Regions from separate parts of the Homo sapiens genome. Here region 2 is linked to region 1. The links are chromatin loops, found by intact Hi-C in ENCODE. Cell type or tissue: mammary epithelial cell. All regions are shown on one strand. Each heading gives the region's core, and the rest is flanking DNA. Links, peaks and the distances in the headings are about the cores only.

The links. A loop is a pair of places that touch in the nucleus more often than their neighbours do. Peaks named below come from ENCODE experiments on the same cell type or tissue, not always from the same donor. Only the 100,000 strongest peaks of a DNase experiment are listed, where the experiment ranks them.
Region 2: a loop joins it to region 1, with 4 times the contacts of the local background. A loop is called at or near these places in 3 of 110 quality-filtered maps.

Annotation. Positions count from the first base shown.
Region 1 is chr18:2,095,214-2,111,237 of GRCh38, reverse strand. All of the region lies in intron 2 of LOC105371956 (a long non-coding RNA gene), which reads left to right. Among named protein-coding and RNA genes, the nearest start is that of METTL4, 470 kb to the left of the region's middle. In mammary epithelial cell, for the core only: a CTCF peak has its summit at 6,173 (motif pointing left); no DNase peak of the experiment used is centred there.
Region 2 is chr18:2,331,482-2,347,505 of GRCh38, reverse strand. No RefSeq gene overlaps it. Among named protein-coding and RNA genes, the nearest start is that of METTL4, 230 kb to the left of the region's middle. In mammary epithelial cell, for the core only: a CTCF peak has its summit at 9,764; no DNase peak of the experiment used is centred there.

The DNA of each region.
Region 1 (16,024 bases), core at 2,952-10,951:
ATTTTAATAAATAGCCATAAGCACATTTCTATTAAATTAATTCCTTTTTTCTTTCTTCTTCATGTTGCAATATGACCTGTTTGAGAGAATATTGAGCTGAACTCCTTGGGCATGAATTGGGATCTGTTTCTGGAGGGGTAATTGGGGGTTAGCATCTCTCGCCTTCAATGTCTCATTTTAAAAAGAAGGGATTAGACTGCTTCATCTCAAATCTTACAATGTTATAATTACAGGACTTCTTATGAAGTTGCTGGAGGTGATGAAATGAGGGAGTCTTGTGCTTTCTTCATTTTCTACTGTTGTTTTCTACCTCTGTTTTCTCAGAGGTTTTCTGATCATTGGCAGTGGATAACAGAAGGAAAGTCACTCAAGGGGCACAGGAAAATTTCCTCATATAAAGAATAATCTCGAATGCGAAACAGTGCAAAGGTGGAGAAACTCAGAGATAAGCAGCTACCTGCACATATGCCTGACTCAAATAATTTCCTTCCTGGGTTTATATTTGGACTTGGTGTGCCTACTCTTTGATACAGTGGCATACTTTAAAGCACACTTTCTCTGTGGTCTTACTAATTTTTTTTTTTTAACGTTTCTTTTCTTGGCCTGTTTGCCTCATTTTTCCATTTTAAATAGATTTTTTAAAAGAGAAGTTTTAGGTTTGCTGCAAAACTGAGCAGAAGGCACAAAGATGCACATATACCTACAAACACAACCTCCCCAGACATGCACAGCCCCCCACTGTTGACATCCCCTACCAGAGTGGTGTCTTTGTTTTTTGTTGGTTTTTGCTTTTTTTTTTTTTTTGAGACAGGGTCTCCCTTCTTGCCCAGGCTGGAGTGGACTGGTGTGATCACAGCTCACTACAGCCTTCACCTCCTGGGCTCAAGCGATCCTCCCACCTCAGCCTCCCAAGTAGCTGAGACCCCAGGCGTGTGTCACCATGCCAGGCTAATTTTTTAAATTTCTGGCTAATTAAAAAAAATTTTTTTTTAGAGATGGGGGTCTCTGTAAATTGCTCAGGCTGGTCTTGAATTCCTGGGTTCAAGTGTTCCTCCCTCCTCAGCTTCCCAAAGTCCTGGGTTACAGATGTGAGCCACCACTCCCAGCCAAGAGTGGTACATTTGTTGCAATCAATGAACCTATATTGACACATTATTATAACCCAAGGTCAATAGTTCCCACTGGGATTCGCTCCTGGTTTTTCTTGTCCATTCTGTGGGTTTGGACAAATCTGTAATGAACATATAACCACCACTACTGTATTATACAGGGGAGCTTCACTGTCTTCAAAACATTCCCTCCTCTATGTATTCATCCCTTCCTCCCCACTGTGCTCTATGCTCTTATGTTTTAATTTAAATCATATCACATGTCTGTTTGGTTGCAATTTTCATTTATCTTACAGATTTGAATGTGCATTAAAATATGCAGGGAATATTTTAATAACCTAGATATAGTAATAATTTTTATTCACATCAAAAGCTTCATGATGTAGATTATTATTATTGTTTAGCTTATAATGATAATTTTAGTAACAAGTTATAGTAGTTGGAGCTTCACTGCTATCAAAAGTTTTCTAGTTAAATTAGGCTAGCCCCCCAAGTTTTTTCAGGAGTCATCAAGGTGAAGAATATTAATAAAAACTGCTTAATCAGGTAAACAGACAAAACTGTATCAGTTTATAGAACAGGTTGTTTCTGTTTTAGCACAATAATCTCCTTTATTTTTTGTCACAGTGAATAGTTACCTGATATCTAGGGTCAAAAATCTATGACTTGAAAGCCACCACCTGCATTTGTATTAAAATCTTTTGGAAGCTGGGCGTGAGTGTGTCTGTGTGTGTTTCAGTGTGTGTGCATGCATGCTCAGTACGTTTCAGCACATGAGATGGAAATAAGAAATAAGCAAAGTGTAGTGGGCAGGAGAGGATTGCACTGAATTTTTTATTTGTTTATGTATGTATGTATTTATTTATTTATTTATTTGAGATGGAGTCTCACTCTACCACCTAGGCTGGAGTGCAGTGGAGCGATCTCGGCTCAATACAACCTCTGCCTCCCGGGTTCAAAGCATTCTCCTGTCTCAACCTCCCAAGTAGCTGGGATTACAGGTGCCTGCCACCGTGCCCAGATAATTGTATTTTTTTGTAGAGACGGGGTTTTACCATCTTGGCCAGGCTGGTCTTGAACTCTTGACCTTGTGATCCGCCCGCCCTGGCCTCCCAAAATGCTGGGATTACAGGCATGAGCTACCGCACCGGGCCCTGAATTTATTTTTTAATGATAGGAAAAAAAAAAAGGAGCCGTAGAGAGATGACAGAGCCAAATGAGGGAGAGAGAAAAATACATTAGGTAGAGCAGCAACACACAGATGCAGGAGGAATTGGGTCATTGTGGAGGAATGTTGTGGAGAGTGGCTAACGGCACCAGGGTCCCCATGGTGGAAACCACTTTTTTTCTCTAATTAGGATCTAAAGAGTGCAGAGCAGTATTGGGTGTGTGTGTTGCTGCGACTCACTGCCTTGCCTTTTCTCCCTAGCCGAGAAATAGAGGATTCTTTACTCATTACTTTATTTGGATTTTAACCAAGGCCAGGATCTGTTACTTGATATAGGAGGTTGAATTTTTCTTACCTTCCTCTAACCTGATTATGAGGGCTGCTATTGTTTTTAGTTTAAGCTAATCAGTCCAGGGTTTCTTGATTTAGGCATCTCACTAGAAAAATCTTTCTGAACCTTTCCCAGGTGGGAGAGAAGTTTCCTGGATTAAATACCAGATTATAAAATAAACTGGTCTTAACAACAAAACTTTTTTGGAGCCCAGAGTGCGTAGGTTATATGAAACCAAGTAGGAATGAAGCATAAACATTGAACTACAATCCTGCCACATTTCACATAACTTATTTTAAGGAATATTCATATTTCTCATAGTAATCAAATTAAATTTTATGAGTGTCTTTGAAAAATTGTACAATGCACCTTTCTGCTTTACCTGATTTAGGAAAAAAAAAACCCATTCCAGGAAAGAATGTAATTGAATAATTAGGATGTATTGCTCTGGTGCTAGTGGCATGATCGCTTTTGAGGGATGAAGGGTAAGAAAATTGTTTAATAATATATGTGTCCGTTAACTTGATATTATTCTTCAGTAGACTCTTACCAATAGTGCTGTCTTTTTTCTTTTTCTTTCTTTCTATTTTTTTAATCTCTGATACCTGCTAGAGTGCCTGACATGTAATAGACACAAATATCCTTTTCTGGATGAATGAATGACAGGGACAGAAAAGCTTTTGTATTTGAACTGGAGAAGAACATCATAGCAATGATGAAGGTAACAGTGGCCAGACACAGTGGCTCACACCTGTAATCTCATCACTTTGGAAGGCCAAGGTGGGTGGATCACTTGAGGCCAGGAGTTTGAGACCAGCCTGGCCAACACGGCGAAACCCCATCTCTACTAAAAACGCACACAAAAATTAGCTGCGCATGTGCCTGTAATCCCAGCTACTCAGGAGGCTGAGGCATGAGAATCCTTTGAAGCCGGGAGGTGGAGGCTGCAGTGAGTTGAGATTGCACCACTGCACTCCAGCCTGAGCAAAAAAAAAAAAAGAGATAATAGTGATAAAGGTAAGAGTTAATATTTATTGAGGGCTTACTATGGCCCTGGCACTCTTTGAAGTATTTCATATGTGTTGACTCATTTAATCCTGACAATAATTAGGCACATTATAGATGAGGAACCAACGAAGAGATACAACTGCTAAGCAATTTACACAAGGTCTCACAGCTAGAAAGTGCTGGAATCAGGACTTGCACCCTAAAAGTCTAGCTCCAAAGACCATGCTCATTCACCACCAAGCTAAACAACCAGCTCAGGCCCTGCCCCATTTGTTTTAGGTGTTGTGATGAAAGCAAACACTACTCTCGGGTGAGCTATGGTCATGCCTGCAGTGGACTTGGGCTATAAAGATGGCGTGAACATTGACACATGCAAGGTGGTATAGGAAGAACTTCAGGTAGATGGTGGAAAGGAGACTCTGGCTGTAAGCAGGGAGCTCGTGGGCCTGCATGACTTGCACACAGCAGATCCTGCCCTGTAGTCCAGCTTCACTGACCTGGGACGTTTCCAAGAGCCCTGTGAGGACCTAGAGGGTCAACAGGGGCCATATCCATTTTAATGGTCTTATGCCCATGTAACCTTTGCACCATTTCTTTGCTCGTTGGAAGCAAGCTGAAGTAAAAATAATTTTCAGCTGAATTTTAATGATCATTCTCCCCAGTCTTCCAGCTTGGAGTAGGCGTGGTGACTGTTCATCATTTTTCTCATTTGTAAGATAGAGGTGATAATAATCCCTGCCTTGCAGGGTTGTTGTTTAAATTATAGGACCTACTACATGTAAACCTTTTAGAAAAGTGCTTGGCACATAGCAAGTACTAAAAAAAAAATAGCTCATTGTATAAAACTTTGTATTCATGAAACTTCAGTTTAACTGTGTTACTAGCAGTTGGATAATTCCAGTTCAACTGAAGGAAAGCAGGGAGCCGTTGATCTGAAAACTCACATTATCAGTTTACCCTGCCCTAAGTTGGGTAAAATGGAAGGATTTAAAAAGGGAAGCACCCTATTTTAGAGACAGAGAAATTGAGGCAGAGTGAGATCAATGGACTCGTTGAGCATCATGCAACTAATCAAGCAAGATAAAGAATTCTTAGGCAGTTATACTAATTGGGGTGAGCTTGTGGTGTGTGAGTGTTTATTGCTTTAGTACTAATGGTAATGAGCTGGTGAATTCCAGGAAGGTTGACCTGTATCAGGGTCTCAAATGGCCAATGGCCCAAATTCTCATCACGAGTTTTACCTATAGTTTGTAGTAAAATAAAGCCCTATTTTCCTTGTGGAAATCACCGGCAAATGATCCCTAATAAAAAGCTTTCCCATCTGATACACAGGGAGAAATGATTAACGTGACCCGTCCCATCTCAGTCTCTGGAGTAGGTATTTTTATTGACTGAGCTTCTTTTAGAGAAGAAGAGAATGCTATTTTACCAGAGAAAAGTGCACGTTTTAAAGGGGGAGCATCTGCTAGTTGGTTCCCATGTGGGGAAGGGGTAAGAGCCTTGGAGTCTGTTGAGTCCCAAGAGATCAGAGAGGCCACCTGATCCAATTCTCACACTTGACTGGTAAACTTGTGCAAGGTCGCACAGCTAGTAGGTAGAGGAGCGGATGCAGCCCCGGCCTATTTTGATTCCAACTTCCATTGGCTGCACCCTTCCTGCTGGTGTCTAACATTGTTTCCGTGTAAAGACTGATTGGGGATATTGTCAAAATGACCATGGTACTGGGGTCTGAGAAGCATCCCGATAGCTGTATGGGATTCAGGACTCTATTTTTCACTTCTTATGTTGGAATTTAACACACACACACACACACACACACACACACACACACACACATATATATTTTAAAATACAGGGTCTCAGTAAGTTTCCCAGGCTGGTCTTGAACTCTTGAACTCTTGGCTGAAGCAATCCTCCCACCTCAGCTTCCTGATTAGCTGGGATTGCAGGTGCTTTAATTGACCAAGTGTATGAATTATTTTACTTCAGAAAGTAAGAATAGTTTTTTTGAAACCTCCCCTCACTGTTTTTTGAATAGTGGTTATACTTTTTATGAGAGCAAATTGTGTTTTGGACCTTTGGAAATAGCACTTGTGCTTCTTATTTGTATGGTTCCGAACTGGGCAGCCTTTGGCATCTGTGCCGTAAGCTTTGAGTGGGAAGGCTAGTGTCCCGCAAGCGAGAGCCAAATTGGCCTGTGCTTCCTGGGAAGTGACAGGATTTTAGACTGTTGATTAGTCTGTTGGAGACAATGGTAAGATGACAAAAGAGTGAGGAGAAGACAAAGCCACCTTTAGGAAGAATGCTTTGGATTCGTTGGGAATTTTACCCCAGAGGTAGGAGAGAACTGAATCCCCAAAGTTGAAACATGGACGGCAACTTTGATTGATGGTCTGAAAAGAATATTTTCGGTATCTCATTGGTATGTTATATCTGATTGGAAGAGTCAGAGTGGCATGTGGGAGCCATGAGGGACCTGATGAACTTAGGAGGGCGGGATGAGACAGAAAGCAGGGACAGAATTACAGCAGTTGGGGGGGAGAAGCGAAGCAGCGCCCCCTGCTGGCGGGAGAATGGTACCGAGGACAGTAACACCACCAACCATAGATGCACGGTCTGGGCTGGGAAGAAATTGTCACTAAGGAAAGCATTTGAGCTACCTAAGATAGGCTCAGTAACAGGCAGATGACTTGGAGTCTCAGTGTCCTTACTGGATAGAACAAAAGAATACAGGTCTCTAATGCTTCCCAAAGCTGCTGTGACCCGCTGAGGCGGACGTTATCCCTGGGAAACCTGGTGAGCCGGGGATGGGAGGCACCTTTCTCTGAACGGAAGCTGCACCTCCCTCTCACTTTGTCCTGCTCTCCCTCAGAGAGCTGTACATGAATTCTTTTTTTTTTTTTTTTTTTTGGAACTTGTTGATCAAAATTTAATGTGTAGCCCTAATGAGAAGCTTCAGATTTTAAAAGAGAACTTTTAGACATGTAACAAGTCCCTAAATAAATGGAATGAACGGAGATTGTAGGACGACGTAAAATAGGATTGACATTTTAGGTCAGAATGCCACCTTCAAAAGATTGCTCTTCTTTCTTGGTTGAGCTTTGACATCATTCAGTCACTTATTTTTGGGATAGAGCCTTTCCTACTCACCTCTGTTAACACATCTTACTGTCTCTATCTTACCTCGTTCAGAGTCTCCAGCCTTTCACCTTCCTCATTAGGCTCGTAGATACCTAATATGTACTGAGCAGGGAACGAGTCCAGTTTCCATCATGAATCCTTTTGGGGCCTCCTGACATTATATTATGTTTTAACCAATATGTGTTTATGAGCTTTGTTTTCCTCTTCAACATTAGAGATAATTGGCCAGTAGTCTTCATATTGTAATTTATATTTATGCAAATTGAAGAAATTTAGGGCCAGAGAGAACATAAATACTCCATGATTAAACTTTATGTTAAAATGTTATTTATTGATTGCTATAGTTAATAACTTTTAATAATAGTACACAACTTATAATTTTCTCATTACAATACATTTAGAAAACCTAATACATTCTACAACATGAAAAACACTTTGCTGAAAAGAACTTATAAAAAAGGATACTAAAATAAATTTTAAAAAGAACTTTTCCTTGCTGAATTGTGCTTAAAACTACCAGTTATTTGACAGACAAACACCTTTTTAATCCTTTCTTCTTTAGAAGTAAGTTAAAATAGAAAGCTTTTTTAGGGTTTACAAATATATTTTTTACCCATCCTGAGTTCCAATTTATTCTCTTCCACCTCTTGTACTTTAAGATGCTGTTCTGAATTTCGAGATCATCCTTATGAGCGCACATTTAGAATGTTTCCATGAATTATTATGCTGCAAGTCCAGAAGTCAGGATGAGATAACTGGATGTATCATTTTGACCTGACCTAATTTAGATGGCTCACTCTCACACATGAGCCACTTTTTAATAAGTTTTGGTTGGTAACTTCAACCATAAAAAATCATTTTTACATTATTCCTGTTGACAAGAAAAAAATCTGACAAAATTAATAAGATCTCTTTACCCATTACAGATTCCACTCAATTCTTTTGGGAATGGGAAAACTTGTAAAACTGTCTTATAAGCATAAATCCTCCTCAGTTTCATTATATGATTTTTTAAACTGTAGATTTAAATCGCAATTTGAGTCCATTGATATTAATGATAACTCATAAAAATAGAGATAAAGAGAATTAGTTTCATTAAGAGAAGTACAATAAGATGAAGAAATACAATTGTAAATTATTGATAAATCTGTAACATGCTACGAATGAGTAGTTTCCCATATTTCACTTTGATATTATATTATGTGCTTTTCTTTCAAATGTCATCCTCTTTTTAACATAACCTCTCCAAAATAAAGGATAATGAACCTATAAGACTTTCTCAGTCATTCGAAGGATATTCTTTCTTTTCAGACTTAGTATAAATTTAGTGCAGCCAAAAATTGTTGAAGAAAATTCGCCATTGGTTCGGTCAAATTTGTATGCATGGTGTTATATATGAAAAAAGTTTCATAGAATTAGAAACTTCTGTGAAAAAAAAGTGAGGGGGAAATCAATCACACATTTGCATTGTGGAAACAAACTGAAGTTTTAAATCTCAGATGTTCCTTACATACTTATTAAATAGAAGACTAGGATTGCTAGTTCATTTGGTGTATCTATGAATGTTTTCAGATCTTGCAGGAAAAAAGTGTTGGAGTCTTTCAGTTATTTATTTCTTATATATTTATTCTCAACCAGTCGCTTTTCTGATGGCTGAAATATACAGTAAATAAATAGATAAATATAGAAATATACAGTAAAATAATCCTTGAAATAAACAGTAAATAAATAAATATAGTAAGTAAATAATTTCATTTATTTACTGTATTAGAGATATACAGTAGAAATAATAGTATATAAGAAAATATACAGTAAATAAATAGATAATACAGAAATATAGAAAATACAGTAAATAGATAATACAGAAATATATGAAATATGGTAAATAAATAGATAATACAGAAATATATACAGTAAATAAATAGGTAAATTATCACTGTCCACATAGATTGTACACAATAGTACTGAGGTGAGACAAATCATTAAAAGAAAAATATATATGTGCATGTATTTGTACATGTGAGTGTATTATATGAATATGTATTGATAAATAAGAATATAGTTTATTAAGTATTATGAGCATAAAAAAAGAGAACATGGAAGTGGGAAGTATTATGGGGTGTTATAGGGCCTGGGAAAGCTTTGCTGAAAAGATAATATTTGAACAGACTTGAAGATTTGAGAGAGTGAGCACTATATCATTGAAGAGAGTATTCTATGCATGGGGAACTGAAACAAAAGGGCCCTGGGGAGGGATGGCTCTAGAACAGCCATCAGCTAGAGAGACCACAGCAGCAAGAGGAAGCACACAGTATTAATAAAGAGAGAGTGGACTGACCTGCTAAGGAAATGGAAGGTCATTTTAAGGACCTTGCCTTTTTCTCTGTGTGAGATGAAAAGTTATTGGAAGAGCATAAGAAGCAAGTGCTCTGAATTGTTTTAATAAGATCTTCCTAGCTCTGTGTGGGGAATATATTGGCAGGGTTGGAGCAAGAGAGAAAAAAGGAGAAATCCCTTATATGATGATGGCTTTGGTAGGTAGTAGCAACACAAATTGTGAGAAGAGGTTGGATTGTGGATATTGTATTTTCAAGGTAGAAACAATAGAACAAGCTGATAGATTGGAGAGGATTGTGAGAGTGAGGAATAAGGGACTGTTCTGAATTGATTGGCCTTCAGTCAATTGAAGGGAGGGACTTCAATAGACTGAAATGGAGGCGCCCCTAGAATGCAGGTTTTGGAGACAGGACCAGTAGTTTGTCTTTGGAGATGCTAATTTTAAGACGTGTATTAGTCAACCAAGTGGAGATGTTGAATAAGGCAATAAATATAGAATTCTAAAGTTTAGGAGACACCCAGATTGAGATATAAATTTGAGAATCAGAAGCCTGTAGATGATGTTTAAAACATGAGATAACTTGAGATCGTTAAAAAAATTGTTATCAATAAGAAGACCCAGGATGGAGTCCTGGGGAACTTCAATATTAAGAGGTTGATAATAGAATCAGCAAAGAAGATGGAGCAAGTAGTTTGTGAGATAGGAAGAAAGGCCGGTATTTACCTATTGCCTGTACCACCATTGTGTCCTGGAAGTAAATAGATTGTTTTTGATTTTACAGGCTCATAGTTGGAAGGAACGTGCCTTGAATCTTAGATGAGAATTTGGACTTTGGACTTTTAAGTGACCTTGGAATGAGTTAAAACTCCTGAGTACTATTGGGAAGAGATGATTTTATTTTGCAATATGAGAAGAACATGACATTTGGAGGGCCAGAGGCAGAATGATGTGGTTTGGTTGTTTTGTTTCTTCTAAATCTCATATTGAAATGTGACCTCCAATGTTGGAGGTAGGCCTAGTGGGAGGTATTGGATCATGGTGACAGATCCCTTGTGAATGGCTTAGTGTCATCTCCTTGGTGATGAGTGAATTATTGCTTAGTTAGTTCATGCAAGATCTGGTTACTTAAACAGTCTGGGACCTTTCCCTTCTCTCTCTTGCTCCCTCCCACCATGTGATACACTGGCTCTCCCTTTGCCTTTTGCCGTGATTGTAAACTTCCTGAGGACCTCACCAGAAGCAGATGTCAGCCCCATGCTTCCTGTACAGCCTGTAGAACTGTGAGCCAAAATAAACCTCTTTTCTTTATAAATTAACTAGTGTCAGGTATATATAGCAAACAGACTAACACAGTGGGTGAATGTGATATCTATTGCTGGACTCTCTCTTCTATAGAATTGATATATATGTCTATCATTTTTCCAATACCATATTGCTTTTGATGACTTCTTGAAACAGTAAGTCCTCAGCTAAGGTCATCAATAGGTTGTTGGAAACAACAACTTTAAGTGAAACAATATGTATTATAATAAAACTAATTTTTTCCCACATCAACATTAAAACAAAACAATGTAGAATGAAACAATCTTACTTGAGGACCTCCTGTACATCATCTCACTTAAAGTCTCAGTTTTCAAGAACCCATTGATGGTGTTAAGTGAGGTCTTACTGTACTTCATTTTAAAAACAATTAGTGTGACTCCTCCAACTTTGTTTTCTTTTTCAAAACTGTTTAGCTCTTTCAGCTCTTTTGCCTTTTCGTAGACATTTTACAATTAGCTTTTAAGTTTCTTAAAAAATTTTACTCAGATTTGGATTAGAATTGTATTTTATCTCTAGATACGTTAGGGAGAATTGACATCTTAATTATATTGAGTCTACCACTCCATTAACATGGTATTTCTCACTGTTTATTCAGACCTGTTTTGATATCTTTTATCAGTGTTTTGTAGTTTTGATAATATAGCTATTATGCCTATTTTTATATACTTATACCTAATTATTTCTTTTTTTGAAGCTATTATAATAGTTTTATTTTTCAACATCAAATTATTTGTTGCTACATATTATATTTTTTCTTAGCAAGTAGACAATATTGTCTGTGAATAAAGATTATTTTATTTCACCCTTTCCAATTTGTATGTCTTTTATTTATCTTTCTTTTCTTACTATATTGGCTAGGGCCTTTACTCTTATGTTGAACAGAAATGGTTGGAGCAGATATTCTTGTCTTATTCTTGATTTTGGTGGTAGGGGGATGAGGAGAGGAATATTCAGACTTACATCAGTAAGTGTTACGTTAACTACAGTGTTTTCAAAGATGTTCTTATCAGGTCAAAGCTGTTCCCTTGTATTTGTAGTTTGTTGAGAGATTTTATTGTGAATGGGTGTTGTATTTTTTCAAAAGCTTTTACTGCATCTGCTTAAGTCATCATAGAGTTTTCTTTTTTTTATTCTGTTGACATAATGTACCACATTAATAGATTTTTGAATGTGGAACCAACCTTGAATCCTGGGAAAAAACAATCTGGTCATGATATATTAGCCTTCTTGTACACTTTTGGATTAGATTTGTTAATTGGTTGAGATATTTGCACTTATTTTCATGAGGGATGATCTGCAGATTTCCTCCCTTCCTTCCTTCCCTCCCTCCCTCCCTCTTTTCTTTTCTTTTCTTTTCTCTTTTCTTTTCTTCTCCCTCCCTCCTTCTGTCCCTCCCTCTCTCTTTTCTTTTTTCTTTTCTTTCCTTTTTTCTTTTCTTTTTTCTTTTCTTTTCTTTCTTTCTTTCTTTCTTTTTTCTTTCTTTCTTTCTTTCTTTCTTTCTTTCTTTCTTTCTTCTTTTCTTCTTTCTTTCTCTTTTTCTTTCCTCTTTTCTTTTCTTTTCTTTCTTGCTTAGTAGAATTCACTGGTAAAGCCATCTTGGTTTTCTTTGTGGGAAAGATTTAAACCATAAATTAAATTTCTTTAACAAACATAGGAATAAGTAATGTGTTTCTTTTTTGAGCTTTGGTAGTTTATATCTTTCAGTGAATTAGTCCACATAATTTAATTTATCAAATTTATTGGCATAAAGTTATTAGTAAAGTGTCCTTATTATCCTTTCAATATCTGTTTTATCAACAGTGTTATTTACTTTTCTGCTTCCAATATTGATAATCTCTTTTTCATAACACTTGTGCTAGAGGTCTATCAATTCTGTTGATATCAAAGAATTCTAAAAATCAGCTTCTGTTTGCTTTGAGATTCTTCATGATCTTCTGTCATCTATTTAAGTGATTTCTGATTTATTTTTATTTATTATTTCCTTTCTTCTCTTTGCTTTAGATTTAATTTGTTCTTCTTTTTCCAGTTTCTTAGGATGGAAGCTTAGATCATTAATTTGAAAACTTATGTTTTTTTTTTCTAATATGATCATTTCTTCCTAAGGACTGTCTTAGTTTCATTCATTATATCTTCATATGTTGTGATTTCACTTCAAATCCTTTAAAAACATTTCACATTTTCCTTGCCATTTTTTTCTTTGACTCATGAATTAGTTGAAAATATGATGTTTCCAAACATTTGGGGATTTTTGAGATATTATTCTCTTATTGAGTTCTAGCTTCTTCTATTGTGTTCAGTGAATATATTTTGTGTGACTTAAAAATTTTGTAGAATCATGTTTTATGACTCACAATATGGTTAACATTGATACATGTGCACTTGCAAATAATGTATATCCTGCTGTTGATTGGTAGATTGTTAGGTAAAATGGGATGATAATATTGTTCAGAATTTCTATGTTTTTACTGATTTTTAAATTTCTATTCATTCTATCATGTACTGAGAGAGGAGTATTAAAATTTCCATTTATATTTGTGGATTTGTGTATTTCTACTTTCAGTTCTCTCACTTTTTGTCTTATGTGTTTTTAAGCTCCTTCACTAGGTGAATGCACATTTAGAATTTTAATTTTTCTTGATGAATTCTAATGCTGTGATCTTTTTCAATCCCTGAGAATATTTCTTGTTCTGAAGTCTACTGTATCTAATACTAATTAAGTTACTTAAGATTTTTGTTGATTAGTATTTATATGCTGTATATTTTTCCACCCTTTGGCTTTTAACCAATCCATATCTTTCAATTTGAGGAGGAGTTCTTGTACTCCAGTCTGTTAACCTCCGCCTTAATTTTAGAATTTAGACCACTTACACTTAATGCAATTATTGATGTGGTTAGATTTAAATTAATAATCTACAATTACTGTTCTATTTTTCCTACCTCATCTTTCTTTTCTTTTTCTTTTTTCTTGCAGTCTGAATTAATTGAGGAATTTCTATAATTCCAATTTAGCTCTACTATTGGCTTATTAGTTATCCTTCCTTTTTATTTTATTTAATGGTTGCTCTAGGGGTTTGATATATGTCTTCAACATACAACAGTCTACCTTCAAATAATATTATACTATGTCACAGTTAGCGTAGAAAACAGTACAGCTGTATATTTCCATTTTCTTCTTCCCATCCTTTGAACTAACTATAAATGTCATATAGTTTACTTCTGCAAATGTTGTTAACCCTAAAGTGCACTCATTTTTTTTGCTTTCAATTGCCAACTATAACAAAGGTCAGAAAATAAAAAAAAATATCTTCTATGTTCATTCTCACTTTTATTATTGTGACACTCTTCATGTTTTTGTGTAGATTCAAATTTCTACCTCGCGTTATGCCTCTGCTTGAAGAAATTCCTTTAAAGTTTCTTTCATCGCAGGTTTAAGCTTTTGTTGGTCTGTAAGTCTTTTTGTAAACCTTCAGTTTTTGAAAAATATTTTGCTGGGTATAGAACTCTAGGCTAAATTTTTTTCTTTCATTCCTTTCAGCTATCATTTTTTGTTTGTTTGTTTTCTATCTTGTATAATTTCTGTAGAAAAGTATCTTCTACTTTACAAATTCTACTTGTAAACTCTTATTACTTCTGGTGTCTGTAGGTAGATTGGCAGGGGCAGGGGGATTTGTCCCTTTGCATCTTAGACAAATTAATATTATAATCAGATTTCACCAGAGGCCTCAAACTTCCATCCAGAGAAAATAATAAGATCAGAACACTCTAGGAGCATACACTTAGTGCTCCCTGATGTTTTGAGCTATGTTTTGTGGATATATGTGCATCATCTTCCTCCAAGAGATGGCGTGAACAATTCTGGCTATTGTTTGTGCAATTAAAGATAACCATGTTCAAGTAAATACCTGGAGGCAGGATAGGTATTATCTGGATATTGCTTAACATTTTCTTTGGCAGGACAAAAAGGGACTGAGAAAACTTTTGGTTATTTCTTTCTCTCACTGCCCTGGAATTTCCACCCCGTGGCTTTTGAAAAGAATCAAAGTCATGTGTTTTACGGACAAAGGACTTTGGCAGTACCAAGTTTGGTGGTAACTACAACAACTGTAAACAGCCAAACAGCTCAATTCTCTTAACATGCAAATATGCTAAAAATTTTTTTTTTTTTAAAAAGAGTCAACAGTTTCAAAGCATCAACAAATATTTGAATGGTAATAATCTTTGCATCATGACTGAGTCTCACCATGGCTTATTCTTATGGGATTAAATCATGAGTAATGCAGAAGATCACTCTGTGGAGCTGACCTCCAAATCCCAACCCTGTTGTCTCTTTCCACCTCTTATGATCTGTCATCTCTTTGCCTCTGGGCAGCTTAATTCAGTCTCTTGCCAGTCTCCTTGATCTACTCTTGGAGTTCACAGCTTATGCTCACACTTCATTTCCTTTCAGGGTGGAAAACTCTGAAACCCTTTCTTCTTGAAGTCCTTACTACTCTAGAATATGCTATGCATATATCACTCATGCATGGCATCTTCCTCTCTAATTTCGTTTTTATTTGAGGCTTCTACCCAGTACCCATATTGAATGAAAGATCACATTATATAATTGATTTCTAGATTTATTGATAACCAATGCTCATAATTAAGTCTTTGTCTGGGATAGAGAGTAGCAAAAAGCCACAAAATGATTGTCACTGCTAAAGTGGACTAAAACCTTGTTTGTGGGCACCTCAGCTATTACCTTCTACACATTATAGTTGACTTCTTTCTCTGTGCTCTGCTTGGCTCCCATATGTCCCTGTAGACTGATCAAATGTTTTTATATGCGTGGTACAACTCACCTCATCCTCTCAATCAGTCTTTGAACCTAGATTTGAATCTACTGATTTATATTGGCCCAGCCTGGCTCCCTTTAGGCAATGCACCAAGACCTCTCCTAGAAGTTATGCACTCAGAGGCATGTCTACCAGGATTTTGAAGGTGGACACACAATTTCTTTCAGATTTATGGGTCATAAATCTTTAGTCATATTAATTTCAAAAAGTCTTCAGATTCATAAAGATTTGGGTAAAATTCTGGATCTATCAATTGCCAGCTGTGTGACCTGGGGCAAGTTCCTAACATTCTCTAGGCCTCAATTCTGTCTTCTGTAAATGTTTTTTTTTTTTTTTTGAGACAGAGTCTCACTCTGTCACCCAGGCTGGAGTGCAGTGGCACAATCTCCACTCACTGCAAGCTCTGCTTCCCGGGTTCACACCATTCTCCTGCCTCAGCCTCCTGAGTAGATGGGACTACAGGAGCCCACCACCACACACGGCTAATTTTTTTTTTTTTTTGTATTTTTAGTAGAGATGGGGTTTCACCGTGTTAGCCAGGATGGTCTTGATCTCCTGACCTTGTGATCCATCAGCCTTGGCCTCCCAAAGTGTTGGGATTACAGATGTGAGCCACCGTGCACAGCCTGTGAATGTTTTATGCTCAAAACGTGTTAGTAATTATTTAATATTTTGTTTTTAAAAAATGATGTTATGATGATATTATAATAATGGACATTAATCATGTAAATATTATAATAAGCAAGGTGTGGTAGACATTAGCACTGTTCATTA
Region 2 (16,024 bases), core at 4,911-12,910, 230 kb before region 1:
TAAAGTATTGATGAGGGCATGCAAAGTAGGTTAGAATTAAAGCTGGGGTAGGGTTAGATTGGGAAATTTGTGTTTTGGAGTAGAATTGTAGCTCTAAAGTGACTGTCTTCTCAAAGAGCCAACAACTTATATTAAATGTTTTTTTTTTGTTTTTTTTGAGATGAAGTCTCACTCTGTCGCCCAGGCTGGAGTGCAGTGGCGCAATCTCGGCTCACTGCAACCTCTGCCTCCCAGGTTCAAGAGATTCCCCTGCCTCAGCCTCCCGAGTAGCTGGGATTACAGGTGCCTGCCACCAGGACTGGCTAATTTTTTGTATTTTTAGTAGAGATGGAGTTTCACTGTATTAGCCACGATGGTCTCAATCTCCTGACCTCATGATCTGCCTGCCTCGGCCTCCCAAAGTGCTGGGAATACAGGTGTGAGCCATGCGCCCGGCCATTAAATGTTAATTGCAGCTCACACTGATGCATTTTAATGTCTGATAAGCCAGTTGTTCTCTTGCCTTGTTGCCCTGGCTAGAGCCTTCAGTACAATGTTGAATTGAGTTGGTAAGCCTGGATATCCTTGTCTTGTTTCTGATATTGGAGGAAAAGCACCCAATCTTGCACCATTAAGTGTGATAAGTTAGCTGTGGGTTTTTGTACATGCCATTTTGATAAACCTTAACCTGTTGATTGAGTTCTCATCTATTACTAGTTCGTTGAATGTTCTTGTCATGAAATGATGTTGGATTTCGTCAAATGCTTTTTCTTCATCTATTAACATGATCATGTAATTTTTGTTTTTTATTCTATAGATATGAAGTTTTTTCAGATATTAAACCAGCTTTGTATTCTTGTGATAAATCCCATTTGGTTATGATATATAATTCTTTTTTTTAAATTTTTTATTTTATTTTATTTTATTATTATTATACTTAAAGTTTTAAGGTACATGTGCACAATGTGCAGGTTTGTTACATATGTATACATGTGCCATGTTGGTGTGCTACACCCATTAACTCATCATTTAGCATTGGGTATATCAACAAATGCTATCCCTCCCCCCTCCCTCCACCCCACAACAGTCCCTGGAGTGTGATGTTCCCCTTCCTGTGTCCAGGTGTTCTTATTGTTCAATTCCCACCTATGAGTGAGAACATGTGGTGTTTGGTTTTTTGTCCTTGTGATAGTTTGCTGAGAGTGATGGTTTCCAGTTTCATCCATGTCCCTACAAAGGACATGAACTCATCATTTTTTATGGCTGCATAGTATTCCATGGTGTATATGTGCCACATTTTCTTAATCCAGTCTATCATTTTTGGACATTTGGGTTGGTTCCAAGTCTTTGCTATTGTGAATAGTGCCGCAATAAACATACATGTACATGTGTCTTTATAGCAGCATGATTTATAATCCTTTGGTTATATACCCAGTAATGGGATGGCTGGTTCAAATGGTATTTCTAGTTCTAGATCCCTGAGGAATTGCCACACTGACTTCCACAATGGTTGAACTAGTTTACAGTCCCACCAACAGTGTCAAAGTGTTCCTATTTCTCCACATCCTCTCCAGCACCTGTTGTTTCCTGACTTTTTAATGATTGCCATTCTAACTGGTGTGGGATGGTATCTCATTGTGGTTTTGATTTGCATTTCTCTGATGGCCAGTGATGATGAGCATTTTTTCATGTGTTTTATGGCTGCATAAATGTCTTCTTTTGAGAAGTGTCTGTTCATATCCTTCGCCCACTTTTTGATGGGGTTGTTTTTTTCTTGTAAATTTGTTTGAGTTCATTGTAGATTCTGGATATTAGCCCTTTGTCAGATGAGTAGGTTGCGAAAATTTTCTCCCATTTTATAGGTTGCCTGTTCACTCTGATGGTAGTTTCTTTTGCTGTGCAGAGCTCTTTAGTTTGATTAGATCTCATTTGTCAATTTTGGCTTTTGTTGCCATTGCTTTTGGTGTTTTAGACGTGAAGTCCTTGCCCATGCCTATGTCCTGAATGGTATTGCCTAGGTTTTCTTCTAGGGTTTTTATGGTTTTAGATCTAATATGTAAGTCTTTAATCCATCTTGAATTAATTTTTGTATAAGGTGTAAGGAAGGGATCCAGTTTCAGCTTTCTACATAAGGCTAGCCAGTTTTCCCAGCACCATTTATTAAATAGGGAATCCTTTCCCCATTGCTTGTTTTTCTCAGATTTGTCAAAGATCAGATAGTTGTAGATATGCGGGATTATTTCTGAGGGCTCTGTTCTGTTCCATTGATCTATATCTCTGTTTTGGTACCAGTACCATGCTGTTTTGGTTACTGTAGCCTTGTAGTATAGTTTGAAGTCAGGTAGTGTGATGCCTCCAGCTTTGTTCTTTTGGCTTAGGATTGACTTGGTGGTGGGGGCTCTTTTTTGGTTCCATATGAACTTTAAAGTAGTTTTTTCCAATTCTGTGAAGAAAGTCATTGGTAGCTTGATGGGGATGGCATTGAATCTATAAATTACCTTGGACAGTATGGCCATTTTCACGATATTGATTCTGCCTACCCATGAGCATGGAATGTTCTTCCATTTGTTTGTATCCTCTTTTATTTCCTTGAACAGTGGTTTGTAGTTCTCCTTGAAGAGGTCCTTCACATCCCTTGAAAGTTGGATTTCTAGGTATTTTATTCTCTTTGAAGCAATTGTGAATGGGAGTTCACTCATGATTTGGTTCCCTGTTTGTCTGTTATTGGTGTATAAGAATGCTTGTGATTTTCGCACATTGATTTTGTATCCTGAGACTTTGCTGAAGTTGCTTATCAGCTTAAGGAGATTTTGGGCTGAGACAATGGGGTTTTCTAGATACACAATCATGTCATCTGCAAACAGGGACAATTTGACTTCCTCTTTTCCTAATTGAATACCCTTTATTTCCTTCTCCTGCCTGATTGCCCTGGCCAGAACTTCCAACACTATGTTGAATAGGAGTGGTGAGAGAGGGCATCCCTGTCTTGTGCCAGTTTTCAAAGGGAATGCTTCCAGTTTTTGCCCATTCAGTATGATATTGGCTGTGGGTTTGTCATAGATAGCTCTTATTATTTTGAGATACGTCCCATCAACACCTAATTTATTGAGAGTTTTTAGCATGAAGGGTTGTTGAATTTTGTCAAAGGCCTTTTCCGCATCTATTGAGATAATCACGTGGTTTTTGTCTTTGGTTCTGTTTATATGCTGGATTACATTTATTGATTTGCGTATCTTGAACCAGCCTTGCATCCCAGGGATGAAGCCCACTTGGCCATGGTGGATACGCTTTTTGATGTGCTGCTGGATTCGGTTTGCCAGTATGTTATTGAGGATTTTTGCATCAGTGTTCATCAGGATATTGGTCTAAAATTCTCTCTTTTTGTTGTGTCTCTACCTGGCTTTGGTATCAGGATGATGCTGGCCTCATAAAATGAGTTAGGGAGGATTCCCTCTTTTTCTATTGATTGGAATAATTTCAGAAGGAATGGTACTAGCTCCTCCTTGTACCTCTGGTAGAATTCGGCTGTGAATCCATTTGGTCCTGGACTTTTTTTGGTTGGTAAGCTATTGATTATTGCCACAATTTCAGCGCCTGTTATTGGTCTATTCAGAGATTTAACTTCTTCCTGGTTTAGTCTTGTGAGGGTGTATGTGTTGAGGAATTTATCCATTTCTTCTAGATTTTCTAGTTTATTTGCGTAGAGGTGTTTGTAGTATTCTCTGATGGTAGTTTGTATTTCTGTGGGATCGGTGGTGATATCCCCTCTATCATTTTTTATTGCGTCTATTTGATTCTTCTCTCTTTTCTTCTTTATTAGTCTTGCTAGCGGTCTATCAATTTTGTTGATCTTTTCAAAAAACCAGCTTCTGGATTCATTAATTTTTTGAAGGGTTTTTTGTGTCTCTATTTCCTTCAGTTCTGCTCTGATTTTAGTTATTTCTTGCCTTCTGCTAGCTTTTGAATGTGTTTGCTCTTGCTTTTCTAGTTCTTTTAATTGTGATGTTAGGGTGTCAATTTTGGATCTTTCCTGCTTTCTCTTGTGGGCATTTAGTGCTATAAATTTCCCTCTACATACTGCTTTGAATGTGTCCCAGAGATTCTGGTATGTTGTGTCTTTGTTCTCGTTGGTTTCAAAGAACATCTTTATTTCTGCCTTCATTTCGTTATGTACCCAGTAGTCATTCAGGAGCAGGTTGTTCAGTTTCCATGTAGTTGAGCAGTTTTGAGTGAGTTTCTTAATCCCGAGTTCTAGTTTGATTGCACTGTGGTCTGAGAGACAGTTTGTTATAATTTCTGTTCTTTTACATTTGCTGAGGAGAGCTTTACTTCCAACTATGTGGTCAATTTTGGAATAGGTGTGGTGTGGTGCTGAAAAAAATGTATTATAATTCTTTTGATATGTTGCTAGATTTTGTTTGCTAATATTTTGTTGTAAGTTTTTGTATCCATATTTATAGTTTTCTTTTTTGTATGATGTTTTAGTCTGGTTTTGGTATGAGAGCAAAGCTGGCCTCATTAAATGAACTAAGACGTGTTTTCTCCTCTTCCATTTTTTTGCAACGTTTGATAAGAATTGGTATTATTTCTTCTTTAAGTGTTTGATATAATACAGCAGTGAAGCCATCTTGCCCTAGGCTTTCCTTTGTGTGTAGTTTTTTGTGCTATTAATTCAATCTATTCACTTGTTAGGTCTATTCAGATTGTCTATTTCTTCTTGAGTCCGTTTCACTAGTTTGTGTCCTTCTAGGGATTTCATCATTTAATCTAATTTATTGGCATACAATTTTTAATAGTATTCTTCTATGCTATTTTATTTCTGTAGGTCATTAGGAATGTCCTCTCTTTCATCTATGATTCTAGTAATTTGCTTCTTCTCCTTTGTTTTGTGGTCAATATATGAATAGCTAATGGCTTGTCAGTTTTATTGATCTTGTCAAAGAGCCAACTTTTGGTTTCATTAATTTTTCCATATTATTTTTCTATTCTCTATTTCATTAATCTAACTATAAACATTATTATTTACTTTATTTTACTTGCTTTGGACTTAGTTTGCTCTTCTTTTTCCAGTAACTTAAGGTGAAAGTTTATGTGATTTGATATTGTCTTTCTTAATATAGGCATTTACAGCTATATATTTTTCTCTAAGCATTGCTTTAGCTGCGTCCCATAAATTTTGATATGTTGTGTCTTCATTTTAATTAATCTCAAAATATTTTTGACTTTCCATTTTATTTCTTTTTCAACCCATTGATTATTTAGGCACGTGTTGTTTCGTTTTCACATATTTGTGAGTTTCTCAAAATTTTTCCTGTTACTGATTTCTAATTTCATTCCATGGTGGTCATATAATACACTTTGTATTATTTTTGTTGTTTTAAATTTACTGCAGTTGGTTTTATGGCTGAACATGTGCTCTATCCCGAAGAATGTTTTATGTGTACTTGGGAAGAATATCTATTCTGTTGTGGTTGGATGGAAGGTTCTATAAATATCCTTTAGGTCTAGTTGGTTTATAGTGTTATTCAAGCCTTCTATTTAATTGTTACTCTTCTGTCTAGTTGTTCTATTCATTATTCAAAGTGGGATAATAAAGTCTGCAGCTATTACTGTTGTTCATTTTTCTCTCCGTTTCTGTTAGTCTTTGTTTTGTGTATTTTGGTATTCTGCTATTATGTGCATATAGTTATAATTGTTATATCTACCTGATTGTTTGTCTCTTTTACGTTTATAAATTGTTCCTTTTATTTCTAGCTTTTTTGTTTTAAGGCATATTTTGTATGATAGTGGTATAGCACTCCAGTGTTCTTTTGATCGTAGTTTGCATGATATAACCATTTCTATCCTTTTGCTTTCAATTTATTAATACCTTTAAGTCTAAAGTGTGTCTCTAGTAGATAGCATATAGTTGAATTATGTTATTATGCAGTCTAACAATCTTTCCCTTTTGATTGGATTCTGTAATCCATTCACATTTAATGTTTTCATTGATATAGTTGTATTCATGTCTGTCATGAGTAAGAGGTACCTGGTAGGTATCCTCTGAAGAAAAGGTAAAGGAAGAGAGAAGTGTAAGTGATGTGGACCTTTGCCTTTATCTCATGCGAGTGACTTACATGTATATCTAGCATATGGTGAACTCTCGAGTACTTAGGATTATCAAAGGGGAGGGGAGAGGTCAACAGAACCAGGCACCAGCCACTTAGTGCAGTTATTCTAAGCTCAGTACTTACTGCATGAAATTGAGTAAGTGACTGTTCTTTTTGAGCCATAACTTCTTTATCTGTAAAGTAGATGTAGTATTACATACTTTGCAGGGTTGCTGTGAAAACTAAGTGCCCTGTTGTGTGCAATGGCATTTGGAACTAGGCCTAGCTTGTTGTATGTGCTCTCCACCCTTCTCCCTTTAGCGCTCCGCTTCGTGGAGGGATTTGAGACTATAGCATTGAATAGAGATTTAAAAAGTTTTGTGAGTGATCCAGTACCAATTTTAACACATATAGCAACTCTCAGTAACCATGCGCATTACACTCTTGTGTATCTTTATAAAGGAAAAATTCTACCATGTGTCACTTCGAATAAATAGTGTATAAGCCAAAGGGCCTGTCCGAAGAAAACCAGTGAGGATGCAGAACCTTGTTTAAATAAAACAAGATTCTAGATGGCTAGAAGTAGTGAAAACTAAACTAATAGTTCCAAAGTTCATGATAAATGAATTAGGAAAGTAATCAAAAAGGCTTAGCAAAGCAGTGCAGTCATTCTTCATCTTAATGAATCTCTTAAAGAGTAAATAAAAGGAGGAAGATGAAAGTAATTATTGACTGTGTACCTAGTTGTTGGAGCTGCTGGTATCTCCAAGGAATACAATTCATAAAGCTGAGGCTTTAAGTGAATATCCATATATATCATGCAGCTGCCTCAGAGCTGGGGAATGATATATCATGTTTACATAATGGGCGTATAAATACTTAGTTTAATGAACATGTCATGTAGAACTCCATCCCTCTGTCAAGACCGCTGAATTTATAGAGTGAGTTTCTTGGGTGTTAGGAGGGCTAGAGAGAACATGGCAGGAAGTGTCAGATGCTTGAGTTAGCTCTCATTTTAGCGATCCTTGCTGGGTAGAGAAGACTTTAAATTTCCCTGCCTGCTATTGAACAGCAAAAGAGTCAGAGGAGACGAATGAAGAAGAAAACATTATTGGCAAGTGTTCCATGAAAGGAAGAGGAATGATCCACAATATTATTATTGCTATGAGAAATGTAACAAATGTTCTTTCCGACTATATCGGAAAGGTATATATGGGTCAGAGGGTGGGTTTGCTGGTGCAGATTTTATTTGAGTCAACCCAATAGAATACTATTAGAGCTGGGAAATTCCTGTTCATTTTAATGATGAATAAAGAATATGCAGATTAGCCGGGTCATTTGGACTGACACAACAATTAAGTCATCTTGTCCAATAAGTTGTATAATAACTCTGATTATATAATGATCACATTACTTTACAAAGCGGGTGGGGATCAGAGCAGGAGGAGACCACACAATACTTAGGGGCTGGTTGCAGTAAAGTTCTGGATAAAAGGTAATGTGTGGGCCGGGCGCGGAGGCTCACGCCTGTAATCCCAGCACTTTGGGAGGCTGAGGCGGGCGGATCACGAGGTCAGGAGATCGAGACCATCCTGGCTAAAACGGTGAAACCCCGTCTCTACTAAACACACACACACACACAAATTAGCCGGGCGTGGTGGCAGGTGCCTGTGGTCCCAGCTCCTCGGGAGGCTGAGGCGGGAGAATGGCGGGAACCCGGGGGGCGGAGCTTGCAGTGAGCCAAGATGGCGCCACTGCACTCCAGCCTGGGAGACAGCGAGACTCCGTCTCAAAACAAACAAACAAACAAACAAACAAACAAAAAGGTAATGTGTCCAGGATGAAGCAAGACACCAGTCAGCAGTTGAAAGTTCCAGAACAGAGAGAAGATCTGTTGAAGCAGATTGCTGGGGCCCCAGTCAAACAGAATTCTAGTTCCAGCCCACTTTTTAGTGTGGGCATATCCAGCTGTGTTGAGGATATTGGAGTCCTGACTGTAGCTGTTTTAGGAGCTCAAGTTGCAGACACTTGACTAGTTTCTCTCCTCACCTCCTGGAGAAGGCGAGGTGCTAAATATCCAACAGATTTGGTTAGAATTGACACAAAGATTGAATGTAACTACTTTTTTCCAGCTGAAGCTCTTTAGGGCCTGATACTGAGCAGGGCTGAGCAAGGCTGAGATTGACATACTCTTTGTGTAAGTGTGGTGGAAATGACAAATGTGTGGCCCAAGGCCGCCTTTCGGTTTGCAGATACAACTGATATTTACGGAGCCTCTTGTCGTCTGCCATTTAGGTTATGTCTAGACAGAAAAATAAGCCCGAAGAACAGTCAATCCAAAACTTCAGACATTTTCATAGCGGAATTGAATCAACTGTAATCAAATAGATATCTTATGTTTAAACCAATCCTAAAATGACCTTCCTCTAAAAATAAAGAACCGTTCTGAAAAAGGTCAATTCTGTTGTATTGTGTGGTCAAGGTCTAAAATATTTGCCTCTTAAAATCTTTTCTAAAAGAATGTTACAGGGATGGTCACTAGGAAAACCTGCCTCTTCCTGTTGCTTCCTTGAGTCAGAACTATTATACTGTGGTAACATGGAGCCCATGATAGCAAAAGCTTGCCCCCTGATTTCTAGGAAAGCTTCTAGACCACATCCTCTTTAGCCTCCAGTCTATGGCGAAAGCTACACCTAGTTTGTTAATCACCAGGAAAACCATGTTCTTTCTTTAGAATCTCTAAAGATATGACAATGGAAAAAGTGTGAACTACGTTTAATTTTGTTTGCTGATCTTTAATAAATGAGTTAATCAATATGTGTAATCTTTTCCCAGCTTTGCTAAACGTTCAGAAAATTTGAACAGTTAATATTGCCTTACTAGAGGAGATTTCTATGAAAAAATTCTATTTTTTCCCCCAAATTAAAATTATGATGGCACATTAAAGGGAAATATACTACACATTGTGGGTGTCTAAACTCTAGGGACTACAATTTTGGCCAAGATTGAATTTCTACTTATACATAATTTGCTATTATATTCTGTTATAGTGGGTAAATCTTTAAGATAAGGGACAGAAGGAGGAAAGAGAGAATATGATTATAGTTTATATGCTGTAACAACATATTTCTTATTGTTAACTAAATTAGATCCAGATATTTAAAATAATTAGTGTTGAATGATGTAAAACATTCAGCTGTAGAGTTTACACTTTTTTATCTCAAATCGGTATCATTACATTCATATTTTGCAATGTGAAATTCCTTAAATTTAAGATAAACATAATGAAATTCTGACCATTTTCAATAAACCCTATACATTTTCCTGTACTTTGATCATATATTGCTCTCTCTATAGTAAATTCAAAGTTTGGTTTAGTGGAAAGGGTGTTGGTCTTGCAGTTAGAGTATCTGGCTTTGAATCCAGATAGGTCTACCTATTAAGTATGTAAACTTACAAGGGTTAATTTATTTAATCCTGTCAAGTCTCAGTTCTCTCATCTGTAAAACAGAAACAATAATAATTTCCTCACTAGGTAATAATGGATATGGACTTCGAAAGCAACTAGACTAGTGTCGATGCTTGCTAGTGCCTGTCTGTAAAACAGAAACAATAATAATTTCCTCACTAGGTAATAATGGATATGGACTTCGAAAGCAACTAGACTAGTGTCGATGCTCGCTAGTGCCTCCATGTGGTGGATGGATGGATGGCTGTTCCAGGTGACCTTGAAAGTCATACCCAACTTTAGTTTCTTTGACCAGTGGGTTATAAAGGGTCCTTTGCACTGTTTTTCATTCAACTCACATACTATTGGGCATGTACTAGGTATCAGTTACTCAGCTGTGTCCTTGGTGGGTACGTATGGGGGACGTGAGCACATGGGGAAAAGGAATACATTCGCCTCTCTTCTGCCTTGCTTCCTTGCCTTCACTGTGTACTGTCACCTTCCAGCTCATCCAGAACTTGTCCCTTGTCTCTGTCTCCATTGACTGTGTCCAGCGTCCTGTACTTTTTAGGACCCATTCCCCATCTTCTGAGGTTTTTTGGAGGGTAAATGAATTAATACAATCAAACACTTAGAGCAGTTTCCTGGCATTAAGTAAATGCTCCACAGTTTTAGTTATTATTGTTATCTGCTCATTTCTCCTGAGCTGTGGTGTATTCTACTGGGTTGGTCACCTTCTATTCAGGTTCCTTCTGGGCAAGAAGTTCCCTCACTGTCTGTGAGGAATACAAGAAAGATGAGAGCAAGGATAAGAGTGTTGGTATTTAGGTTAAAAACATTGAGTATGACCTTTGTAAGATAAGAAACTGCAGAGTTATCCACAGGACAAGCATATCTTATGTGATAAAATGTTGACTTAAAAAGTATTATTTATAATTTTTCATAAGTTTTATTTATTTGTCATACTTTTCATATTTCTAAGTTTTACAATGTATATAAGATATCAAAAAATGAAAAAGACTACAGAGAAAAGCATCCATGCACATCACATATCTTCTGCATTCTGTAAACAACTCAGTTTACTTCCAACAATTGCATCAGAAAATTTCTTACCAAGGAAGAGTGACCTTTAAAAGGAAAGACCTGACAACCAGAAAAACTACACACCATTTACAGAGGGATTCAGTGGAATTTACTTCCTCTGTTTCCCTGGCCCCTGGAGGAAATTATTCATTCTGGAAGGGCACAGTTGATTGAGGAAGAAAGACACTCAGATAGAAAGAGACAATGCTTTTGAACTGTGTTTTTGGGAGAGACCTTTAGATTCTCATCTATAAAGGGAGGCATTTGGACCAGGTTATTTTAAAGGAGCAGGTCAAACAAGGTGAGCTGTGCTGTGCTAAGCTACACATATTTGTGCCACTTAGGTAGAAATCATAAGGTTGTTACCAGACTGCAAATGCCTAGCTAGATGAGTCCAAGAACTTCAGCTGACTAGTTCTTGAATGCACGGTACATAGCCCAATACCTGGCCAGTCTTCTGTGTTCTGTCTATTACACCTGCAGAGAGATACTTCAGAAGAGATGTTTTACCTTGCAGGAGTGTGGTGAGGGGGCAAGTGAGGTAATGCATTTAGATGTACTTAGAAAGCTGAAAGATCGTTTTCCCCTTTAGAGTTATAAAATGAAGGAACTAAAGATAGAGTGAAGATATTTCTTTGATTTTGAGAAATCTAGAGCTGGAAGAAAATGTAAGCATAATCCAGTGCAGCCTACTCATTTACAATGGTAGGAGCAGTTCTAGAGGTAAAGTGACTAGCCAGTAAGGTAGCTGGTGGCTGGCAGATAATAGAAAGCAGAAGTTCACAGTTCTGAATTCATGAACCTGCAGTTTTGATCCGTTAATATCAATATTCATAAAAGATCATAAAGAGACATAAAGCAAAAGAGGTTACCTGCACCAATATAACACCCAAGGCCATTGTGATATTTGCACTTGAAAATTTCAACTAAATAAGTAATAGACATTTTATAAAAGAAAGCTATATTGCAAGTCAGGCTTTTTTTTCATAAAACAGTGGAAATATAAGTTTAAATATGGGAATAGTTCTATGCATCTTTTAGTTGGTGACTCTTGATCTACCATGGGAGGCTTTGTACAGAAATTGCATTTATTTCCCCTCATTGAGTTAATGTGCATATATGCAGAGCACAATTTAGTAGTAATAAACAAGGTCTTCGTTTGGTAGTAATGAACCAGGTCTTTGGTTTATTTCTTTTTTTTTTTTTTTTTTTTGAGACAGAGTTTCACTTTTGTTGCCTGGGCTGAAGTGCAGTGGCACGATCTCAGCCACTGCAACATCCGCCTCCCGGGTTCAAGGGATTATCCTGCCTTAGCATCCCAAGTAGTTGGGATTACAGGCACCCACCACCACACCTGGCTAAATTTTGTATTTTTAGTAGAGATGGGGTTTCACCATGTTGGCCAGGCTGGTCTCGAACTCCTGACCTCAGGTGATCTGCCATTCTTGGTCTTCCCAAAATGCTGGGATTACAGGCGTGGGACACCACACCAGACTGGTTTCTTTCGTTTTTAATGACTATATCTAGCTCTTTGTTTACCAATGTACCAATGTGTATTTTCAGCCCAAATCATTAGAAGTTTAAACATATTTACTTCTTATAGTTGCAACTTTTAAGTGAAATGTTTGAGAATATCTTTGATTATCGGACTCAGAAGGGATTCTATAAGCTCAGAAAAATGCAAAAAATCTGCTCATGTTGTATGTGTGGATGTCTTTAGGATAATCTGAATTTTCAAAATTTATCCACAGGTAATTAGCGTTGGTGTTCATCATCTCTACGGAGTCTTTGCAGTGGGGATGGTTTGAGTGGGAACTGGCAATGTGGCAGTTAGCAGGTGAGTACTCCGAGAGACCAGATAGAAGCAGAAAAAAATAAGAAGGGTTAAGCACACTTTTCACATATATCTTTAAAAATAATGGTCTATTCTTATACATGCTCATTTTAGAACATTTAGAAAATACCAAAAAGCACAAAGAAAAAAAGGAAAACAAATCCTGCAATCCTGTTATTCAGAGATAACAACCATTACCAGTTTAGTATGTAGGACCTCCAGACTGTTTTTTAAAAAATATGTTTAAACAATATGTATAAAGAAAAATGAAATCTTACTGTCTTATAATCAGTCTTCTCTACCTACAATACCATAATTATATTTTATATAATTAAATACAACATATGCTTTCAGTCACATATTGAAAAAAAGATTTCTGAGGATCATTCGAACCAAATACCACGTATAAAGACTTCATTTGTAAAGTGTCTTAAATTGTTTAATTCCTATCAAGCTCCCACCTTGCACTGTGCGAGGGATATAAGAGATTTTACAGTGATGATTTTTTTGTAATGCAGTACTAACAGATACATTTTTGAGGATAATTGTTTGGATTTTTGCAGGGAACTTGTGGTTTTTAAACCTACAGCACTGGTTCTCAGAAATACTTGTAATTTAAAAGTAACAAATCTTCTTCCCAGAAATATTCCCTATATGTTTTTCCTTCATAAGGTGAGGAGAAGTAGGGATTTTAGAACTTCTGGACAATGCATTTTATAAGACAGTGTAATAAAGTTAGCTAGATTGTGATGGGGTGGTGTCTTCTTCGCCTCAAGGAGAAATATATTTTGAGCATAGATAATTTTTAAATAGCTAAGGCCATGGGCAAACCATTTAATAACATTCTCTATAGAAAAAGAGAATTCTGTTTATAGAAATGAATCTCAAGATATTCTGGGCCATTAGGTCGGTCCATGAAGAGTAGAGAAGGGTGGGGATTCTAGAGAATTGGGATACTTTATTTACCCCTGAGGTTCAAATTTGGTGTTGTGGCCATTATTGAGAGTATCCAAAATAAAAAGAATGGGTACACATTTACATGGATAAACACAGAGGTTCTTTTATTTTATTTATTTATTTTGAGACAGGGTCTTTCTCTGTCACGCAGGCCGGAGTGCAGTGGTGCAATCATGGCTCACTGCAGCCTCAACCTCCTGGGCTCAAGAGATCCTCCTATCTAGCCTCCTGAATAGCTGGGACTACATATGCATATGTAAATATATATATATATTTGCCTGGGTAATTTTTCAAAGTTTTTGTAGAGGTGGGGTCTCACTATGTTTCCCCGGCTGATTGTGGTCTCCCGGGCTCAAGTGACCTTCCTGCCCCAGCCTCCCAAATTGCTGGGATGACAGACATGAGCCACTGTGCCCCTCAGAGGTTCTTTAATCTCCTAATCCACTCCAGGAAAGGAGAGCTGAAGGTAGGGAGAAGGATTCTCTTGCTTCTGCAGTGAGCCTTATTGATCAATTCCTATTTGCATAATGAGCACTGCCAACTTTGAGACTGCCCACAGCCTTGTTTTTTGTAGAATGCTTATCTCTTTACTTGTTCCAATTTCAGAATGCAGCTCAAACTCATTGCACTCTAAACTCCATGCAGAACTGTGAAGTGGATAAATATGTATTCAGTGCCCAGAGCAGTGTTTGCAACATTTTGTACATATTAAGTACATCTCTTCCCTCCAAGAATTCTAAACAAATTGAGACATAAAGTGAAGTGTAAGAAAATTTTAGTATTACCAGAGGCTAAATTGTAGGTCATAGTGAAGGGTGAGAAGCAGATAGGCCTGCTAATCTCATTCCTGAAAGAAAAATAGGCAGAGTGGAGCAAAGCATGGCTGTTTATTCTTCCCAAGTTAATTAATTAGCTAAGTCCCTCCACCTCCCAGGGATGGAGTGAGCAAAGGAAATTAGAGGGAATTTAGGAATGTGCTTTGGGAAAATCCCTCCTCATGAGAACCAGGAGTGAGGGAGAACAAATTCTTCTCTATTAGCAGATTCTCAATAGAGAGTTTGAGTGTCAATGAATGACTGAATGCATGCATTAATGACTTGTGGATGCATGAATACCATTTCTTTCCAGACTCAAGTTTTCCTGGGTAATAGTCAGCTAACCACCCATCATGGGGCTGATGGTTCTTGGGGTCACCTTGGAATTGTTGTACCTGGTATGTTCAAGTGACCTTGTTACTAAATCTCACCTGTAAATAGCTCCCTTGAAGCTTGGAATCTGGCTCTGTATCTTAGTCTCCAGACCGGGGAACTTGACCTGGGCACCTGGATCATGCTGGCCTCTTCCTAGGGGACTGTTGTCCAGTTCCTAGGCTCTGTGAATTTTCTTTAGGTTGCCATATTCCAGCTCTGATGATCCACTTGATTTTTAAAGACTTAGTCGTTTTGAAACGTTGGTATTGTTCCTTTATTCATTTTACCCTGTAACAGTTTTTCACTTTTGTTAGTTTTTTTTTTTCTTTTTGAGTTGATATTTCCTAACACTCTTTGAACTATAATATATGGACTTAGACTCTTTTCTCACTCTTCCATACTAGGTGGGTGACAGCCAACTTCTATGGTGGCTCTTGTTCACTTAGTTTAACTCTTTTAACTGCACTTCCCACCACAAACACTTTGGGGTTGAAACAACTATGACAGTTGTTTGTAAATTAGGTTGCAAGTCCCTAGTAAAATAAGGATCATATTTTAGTCCTTGTAAACTCAGGCAGTTAATTAATACTTACTGTTATATGTAAAAAGGAATGTCTGAGGAATACTGCTATTAGCTTCCCAGTAATCATAACCCCTGAAAAGTCCCCAAATAGCATACGGCTGAAAAGTCTCTGAGTGTAGGCCATGGTGAACACAGCCAAGAAGAGCCAAAGCTAAGACAATTGAAGTAACCGATAAATCACTGACAAATAGGAAGATGCAGACCCACTAATTTGCAAAGTAATGTCTCACTGCTGCCAAAAGAAAGTCTGCTGAACACTAAGCAGGTGAGAAAGCGGAGGAGCCAGAGTGTAAGTTAATCTCCTAAAGTTATGAGACTGGCAAGTCTCGGGGGCTGGATTCAAACTGGGGTGGTGGGAGTCCAAAGCTGACATTCTTGAAAAGCCATGTTGTCTCGCTAGGGAAATTTGATTTTCCTGGATTTAGTCTTCTTCTCCCAGGGCAGTGCCAGATAAATATTGCCAAGGTCTCATTTCTTCCACTTCCCATTTCTAGGTTCCAAGCTCACCATTGCGATTTTGTTTTTAGAGTCTTCCTCCACGTAAATTACAACAGTATGGGTTGTTTCTGTTTATTTACTTTTAAACATGTTCTAATCCATTCGCTATGCTATTTCATCCAGTCTGTTTGGATTGCGTGTTAGGTATTTGCAAATCCTCTGGTTATCCAATTATCCAATATCTGGATTACTCTCAGAGGAGCTGTCTTGAAGTGCATTCCTCTAATTGTGTGTGTGTTTACCAGCTTTGCTGCAATCAAATTTCTGTCACTTTTAAGTCCTTGGGAATGCTTCTAATTATTGTTTTAATTTACCATTGACAATTAATAGATAAAATATGGATGGACAATAGTTGGACTATTG